Linked DNA regions of Homo sapiens: region 1 is linked to region 2. A link is a contact called in ENCODE Hi-C or POLR2A ChIA-PET data. All regions are on one chromosome and are shown on one strand. The core of a region is the stretch at or near the end of the contact, and the rest is flanking DNA. Distances in the headings are between cores, read along the strand shown. Region 1 overlaps LOC105376360 (a long non-coding RNA gene). Region 2 overlaps LINC02669 (long intergenic non-protein coding RNA 2669).

Region 1 (3,251 bases), core at 67-2,566, 44 kb before region 2:
GAAGCATTTTCCCAAATTCTTCAACTGCATAGTTTTTTGAAGATTTAAGAACATGCAGGCACACACACACTGTTAAGGAGTAAGTTGTGTCCTTAGTTTTCAGGTGTTGAAGTCTGAACCTCCTGGGAAGGTGAGAACTGTGGTGATGAGGTCTTTCCAGAGTTAACTGAGTTAAAACAGGGTCATTAGCATGCGGTCTCGTCCAATCTGACGGTGTCTTTGTAAGAAGAGGAGATTGGGACACAGAGGGCGATGGTGTGAGGACGCTGGGAGAAGATGGCGTCTACCAGACAAGAAGAGAGACCTCAAGAGGAACCAACACCTTGTTCAGGACATCCAGCCCCAGGGAGTGTGAGAACCTGCATTCCCACTGTTGAGGCCGCCTGATCCACAGTGCTTGGTTGCCGCAGCCTTGGGAGATGCGTGCGCCAGGCTTCAAAGGCAGCTCGTCCCTCAGCACCTCTGCAAGACAGGGTCTAATGTCAACTGCTAAGGGGGTTTCCAGTTGCATCAACTCCATCCCTTCCTCCTTGGCCGTTACTGTGAATACACAGCCCTGAGCCTCTGGTCTAACCCTTGACATGAAGCGTGTGGCCTTCCTGTGAACGCCCCTGTGGTGAAAAGTGTGTTATCTCGGCATGACCTGTATTTCCCACATCCAGAGCCGAAGGAATGGGCATTAAAGTTCCAGCTCTCATGTCCTCTCTCTCCATGGTCCATTCCAGAGTCCACACCAAGGAATGTAGGGAACAGAGGCTAGGTTAGTGTAACTCGGCCTCCAGGGGCTGACGTGCCCTGGGTCAGCAACCGACCCTCACAACGATGCTCTGGACAGTGCTGAGGTTCTGCAGGTGCTCCGGCTTGATTTTCAGAGTGCTGTGTCAGGGGGAGACAGCAGAAAACACACTGTTTTCCTTAAAATCTCAAAGGACCGGTGGCCCCAGACACTCTGAGGCCACCAGGAGGCTTCATGCACGTCTCCAGGAGTGTGACATGTTTTCACGCCACATCTCCGTGCTCCAGCGGATTCATGAAGTTGGGAGCCCACTGCCGCCGCCTCTGGGGCTGCCTGGGGAGATGGGGCTGAAGAAAGTGACCTGCGCCTGGCCTGTGCCTGCTTGGAGGTTTCTAAGTGTAGACGAAGTGTCAGAGGAGTCCATGTGGGCTGAGCTCTGGTCTCCCAGGCACCAGCATCTCATTTCACTTACAGCACAATTCCAGGAAGCGCACGGGCACCACGAGGCCCGTTCCTCCTGCTGAGATCTCCCCTTGTATCAGCAAGTGTGACTCATGGCTTCCAGCTCTGACACAAAGCCTCTAATGAATGTCAGCTAACAAGAGGCAGAGTCATGGCTTTCTTTAAGTACATTCCAGAAAGTTCTGGCAAGTTTGAGAAAATTGTGATGCCACTAAGTCATTGGCTCTGACTGAGGCAGAGAACAAGCCAGTGAAGAGAGGCAGGGGTCGCGAGGCTGCGTGGCACCCGGGCCACACACGGGTTCCCGGAGGCGGCTGTCCTGCATGGTAACAAATCATTGGCTGCTTTCCACTCGGAAGGTCCACCAGGCAAACCTGGGGCCCTGATCTGACCTCCTCACTGGCTGAGATCACAGTGCCTGAATTCCCGTTCTGCAAAACCCGCGGTCCACAGCTGACGCTGGGAGAGAGGCTCCAGGATCTTGGGAATGGGGAGACGTTTTATGTAATCGGAGAGCAGAAATCTTCCTCCTGTGTTTGCATTAACTGATAATGCCTGGAGGGTTTTGTAATTCGAGTATGATTTGGTTGTTAAAAAGAAAACATCCATTTTATTATGTGTGTCGCCCAAATTCAAATCTCTGTCTTCTTTTCTAAAGAGAAAATATGCTAAAAAATGATGCCATTTCTCTTACAATACAGTGTTGTTTAGTCAGGAGCCACTTCTGTGAAGATCCAATGATGTAATCGACAAATATTTACTTAAGGACTAAATGAACATACATGGAAAATACCATATCTTTGATGTATAATAATAAAAGTGAAAAACAATGTCTTTGCTCTGGCGTTATTGGATAATGATGACAACAACATTGTTACACTTTGCAGTTACGGGCAATGTCTGCCCACTTCACAGGGTTTGTTTTTGCCTCTGGAGTGAGATCATGGGATTGAGATGCAGACAGCTCTGAAGTCGGGTTAGAGCAGCTTAGGAACAGGATGAAACTTCGGATAGGCCTCAAAACAGGGTCCCCATGCAATGAATGATGCATCGCATGAGACACACAGACACACAGACAGCAGCAACAGACAGGCTGGACCCCTAACAAACAGCAGACACACAAAACCAACGCCACCCGTGCCCGTGCAGAGGCTGCTGCTGCTGCTGCTGCCGCTGCCGCCCTTTAGGGTTTGTGGTCCCTGGTTCTGTCATCTGCCCTGCCACACCCCAGCTGAGTGGTTGGGGAAACTGGCAGCCTCACCTGTGCCTCAGTTTCCTCATCTGTCATGGGGTGGGAACCATCCTACCTCTCAGGGGTATTTATGAGCCAACCATATACGTAAAGGGCTAAATGGTGGCTGGCGTTTAGGAAGGCCTCAATTAGCTATAGAGGGAATGTATAGAAACAGAATTTAAGGCGCCCTGAGGTCAAATGGTGAAGGATGGGAACTGTGATGGGAGGCCACCTGTCCTAGTGTGGAGCATGTGGAAATAGGTAATTCAGTCAATGGCAGGGGCAGGTGTCTGCTGTTAATGGAAACCAAATAAGCATCTGGTCCGTTTCGTGCCCAGCATGGTGCCAGGCACTGGGAGGATACCAGAGCTTTGGAACGATGCTTCCTTTACAACATTCCAAGGCTGAAGTCAGGAGGACCAGATCTCTTTTAAATGATGTCATGCAAATACAGTAGAAATGCAGGAAAGGGCTTCCTGCAGAGGTCAAATTTTAATGAGGTATTAAAATATAGATAAAATATTGTGAAGAAAAGTAATTTGAATAGGCATAAGATCAGAAATTAAAATAATGGACCTAGACAGCACAGGGAATTAAATTATGGAAATGCCTAAGAGGCGTCAATCCCAAAATTGAGGCTCAAGTTAAATAATTTGGTCTTAGAAAAACATAAAGTTCAAAATATTGTACTGAACTTACACAAAAGCAGAATTTTTCATAGTATCTTAATTTCTTTTTTCGAACTCTATTTTGTCCCTAAATAGATAACTGACACAAATGTGCTGCTTCTCTTTTTGACTAAGAGTGGACTATTTTTAA
Region 2 (3,194 bases), core at 438-2,937:
TCCTTAAACTACACCTGCGTTCATTTTAGTTATCTGTTTAACATTTACTGGCTTCACATTATTTCCTCAGAAAAAGGAAAAAAAAAGTGAATTTCTTGCCCAGATCTGCAACAACTTCTAAGATCTGACCTGTAGCCACCCACACCTGGAAGCTCCAGCCTTGCCTCTCCCCAGTTCACCCAGTAAGCGCTGGACACGGGGCTGAGCTGGGACTTCGATGCTTACTCTGCCTGGAAACCTCCTTTCTCTCTCCCCACTTCTGAGGCTCCGCTCAGGTGCTGTTTTACCTGAAACCCTCCAGGCTGTTCTCTCTGGAAATGCCTCTCTCTTCTGCCCTTTATCTTCCACCTGAATGGGAGGATGTCTCATTCCTAACACTCAGGACAGGTCTTCATAGCGTTTATCCTGCTTTGTCATCTGCATGCCCCACAGGGCTGAGAGCTCCAAGGAGCTGTGAATCACACCTCCGACTCCCCCCAGGGTACAGGAACGGGGTTCAGAATGCTCTTCCCAAAGGTGAGATACAACATGAAGAGTGGTTATTTCTGGGTTATGGGATGAAGAGTAATTTTTTTGTTTTCTTTATTAGACGTTACTAAATGAACCTGCTTGGTGTTAACCACATGTGGCTTTTATAATCAGAGAAATAAAACAAAACTGACAGTAAAAATACATAGAAGAAGGATTATGTAAAATTTATAATTAAAAATTTGTTGATTTTAAATGATGGTGCTTAGAGGGTATTACCTTTGTCTTCAAATTGGAAAGCCTCAGCTGTCCGGGGTAATGATTTGCCCAAACACTCCATTTAATTCGAGTTTTACTGTCTGTATTTTGTAACAATAAGATTATTGCTTCTATACCCTACACATGCGCAGAGAGATAAAGGAAGGGTATGTTCTTTTAACTTCTTTTCTAATCTTGGGTCCAAGTCAAGGGATTTTATTTCTAATGCTTGGTCTTTACAATTTTTCTTTTTTCTCATTTCTCCTTGATTTTCCAAAAGGGAAAAGGGGAAACTCTTGGGTTTTGGTTTCAGCATTATTCCCAAAAGACTTCAAATTAATTTACAGGACTCTGGGTTGAGCGCAGTTGCCTTTCTGGCCTGAGGGTGTAAACTTTTTCTTAGGCAAATTCCCTGCTGAGTTCCCAAAATAGCAGAGAGTAAATGTAGTCCCACGTGTTTTGAGTCTAAACAGATGTATGTATGTGGATTTGTAAGTGAGTCACATCTATACTGTTCTTTTACTCGAGAGTAATTGGGCCAGGCACTGTGGCTCACGGCTGTAATCCCAGCATTTTAGGAGGCCAAGGCGAGAGGATCACCCGAGGTCAGGAGGTTGAGATCAGCCTGGCCAACATGGTGAAATCCCTTCTCTACTAAAAATACAAAAATTAGCCTGGTGTGGTGGCGCGCACCTGTAGTCCCAGCTCCTTTAGGAGGTGGAGGCAGGATAATTGCTTGAACCAGGGTGATGGAGGTTGCAGTGAGCTGAGATCGTGCTACTCACTCCAGCCTGGGTGACAGAGCTAGACTCCGTCTCAAAAAATAAATAATACAAATAAGTAAGTAGCGTAATCGGCAGAGTATTAAGGAGTCATTCTCCTGCCAGCCACGCTGAATGCACACACCCTGATGGCAGTGAACAGCGTCCACTGGATGTGAGCTTAGTGCTGAGGACCAGCACGCCTTTGCTAATGTCCTCAAAGGGAAGGCCCCTGAGGCTCGGAGAGCTGATGCCCTGCCTGGGGTCTCAGGCTTATGCCGCTGGGATGTCTCTGCTCTCCTCTGTCTCGTGACCACCATGGCGCAGGCTCTCTCTGCATCTTTCCCATCCTCCCCACCTTCCCCCTACAGTTGCCCTCAAGCTTCAGTTCCTAAAGTAGAAAAGAAATAAAAATAAAGCGAAACCAGTACGATGACTCACTGGTGAGCCAAGTATAATTTTCCTTTAATACCGCACAGCATATAAGGCTAATTTTGAGACAGCTCGCTTTCCCCCATGGAATAGCCAGATAAAGTCACTTTCTTGAGGAAACACAGCTGCTTCTAAAGAGAGGAAGAAATGACTTTCTCTGTGGTGATCGCCCGTTTGGAATGTCCCAAGGCTACATTCAGTGCCCCCTTCGCCACTTCCTCCACCTGGGAGCACCGCAGGAGTCGGAATTCCAAGTGTGGTTCATCCACAGCCTCTTTCTCATGGCCTGAAACGTGCTTTTTACTGGAAAACACTCTGATACATCCTGAAGCTAAATGCTTCTTAGAATACACTGTGATGTAACACTGTGATGGAAATCATCCCGTAAAAGCCGAGTGAGGGCAAGCATTCCCCAGTCAGGCGGCGTGAGGCTTGCCTGACGTTCACGCACTTCTAACAAGAAAGGAGGTAGCTCACACTCAACGCCGTTACTTAAGTAAGGTTAATAGAACAGCAGACAGGAAAAAGCACAAAAACTTAGGAAGACACAGAGCCATGGGCTCCCCGCCAAACACCTTCGGTGATTGCAATACAGAAGACGGCACGTGGAATCTGCCCTTGACTCCTTGAAAATACGATGTGACCGAGTTTTCAGTGTTAACAGGAACCGAGACAAAAACGTTCACGTATTTTGTTATCATCTGTGCTCTGGGACATGAGTTATGTTCTTGAAAATTCTGAGTTTGGGCTACATTATTTTAAGAGAATTCACAATAAAACCTTATATAATTATTTGTTCTGTGATGGAAATGTTCAAAGAAATAATCTCTTCCTGGGTACAAAAGTGGACATTAGGATAGACCAGAAAGATTAGTCCTCTTTATATACAAAAACAGGTTTGGAGAGAGGATTGTCAAAGAGGTGGAGAGGCAGCCTCAGAGAGAGAGAGAGAACAACCTCAGATGAGTCATTCAAGTCTGCTAAACTTCAACTTACCCAAATGAAAATGAAGATAATGATACCTGTTCTTATAAGGTCAGGCAGGTATCATTGTTATGACAGCAAATGAGATGCTTCATCTGAAAGCGCTAACCAACCTTGAGACAGTATTTAATCCCACTGAAGACACCTCTGTTCATGAGCTTTGGTGCAGAAACTAGTTTTCAGAAACAAATCAGTTTAAAAAAAGTACTTAAAATGTATTTATATAGAGTTTATTTGCATTACATTCCTAGAAACAATGTTTGGTTTTGAAAAGAGCATAGATACACTATG

Evidence for each region. Hi-C counts contacts between places; a loop is a spot of excess contacts on that map. ChIA-PET counts read pairs that join two places held with the same protein, here RNA polymerase II (POLR2A).
Region 1: a loop to region 2 is called in a map of ascending aorta, with 2.2 times the contacts of the local background. The contact joins two enhancer-like sites. A Hi-C loop is called at or near these places in 3 of 168 maps with a recorded cell type or tissue (ascending aorta, endothelial cell of umbilical vein and heart left ventricle). POLR2A ChIA-PET finds 5 or more read pairs at or near these places in 2 of 52 experiments (PC-9 and activated T-cell).

The regions. Positions count from the first base shown.
Region 1 is chr10:3,537,301-3,540,551 of GRCh38, reverse strand. All of the region lies in intron 1 of LOC105376360 (a long non-coding RNA gene), which reads right to left. Among named protein-coding and RNA genes, the nearest start is that of LINC02669, 36 kb to the right of the region's middle. Within about 2 kb of position 1,316, at least 8 of the 41 ENCODE cell types and tissues checked have a DNase peak (open chromatin) inside an H3K27ac peak, as active enhancers do; they include ascending aorta, where a contact is called at or near this core.
Region 2 is chr10:3,493,475-3,496,668 of GRCh38, reverse strand. The region is part of intron 3 of LINC02669 (long intergenic non-protein coding RNA 2669); the gene reads left to right. All of the region lies in intron 1 of LOC105376360 (a long non-coding RNA gene), which reads right to left. All of the region lies in intron 1 of LOC124902538 (a long non-coding RNA gene), which reads right to left. Among named protein-coding and RNA genes, the nearest start is that of LINC02669, 7.8 kb to the left of the region's middle. Within about 2 kb of position 1,687, at least 7 of the 41 ENCODE cell types and tissues checked have a DNase peak (open chromatin) inside an H3K27ac peak, as active enhancers do; they include ascending aorta, where a contact is called at or near this core.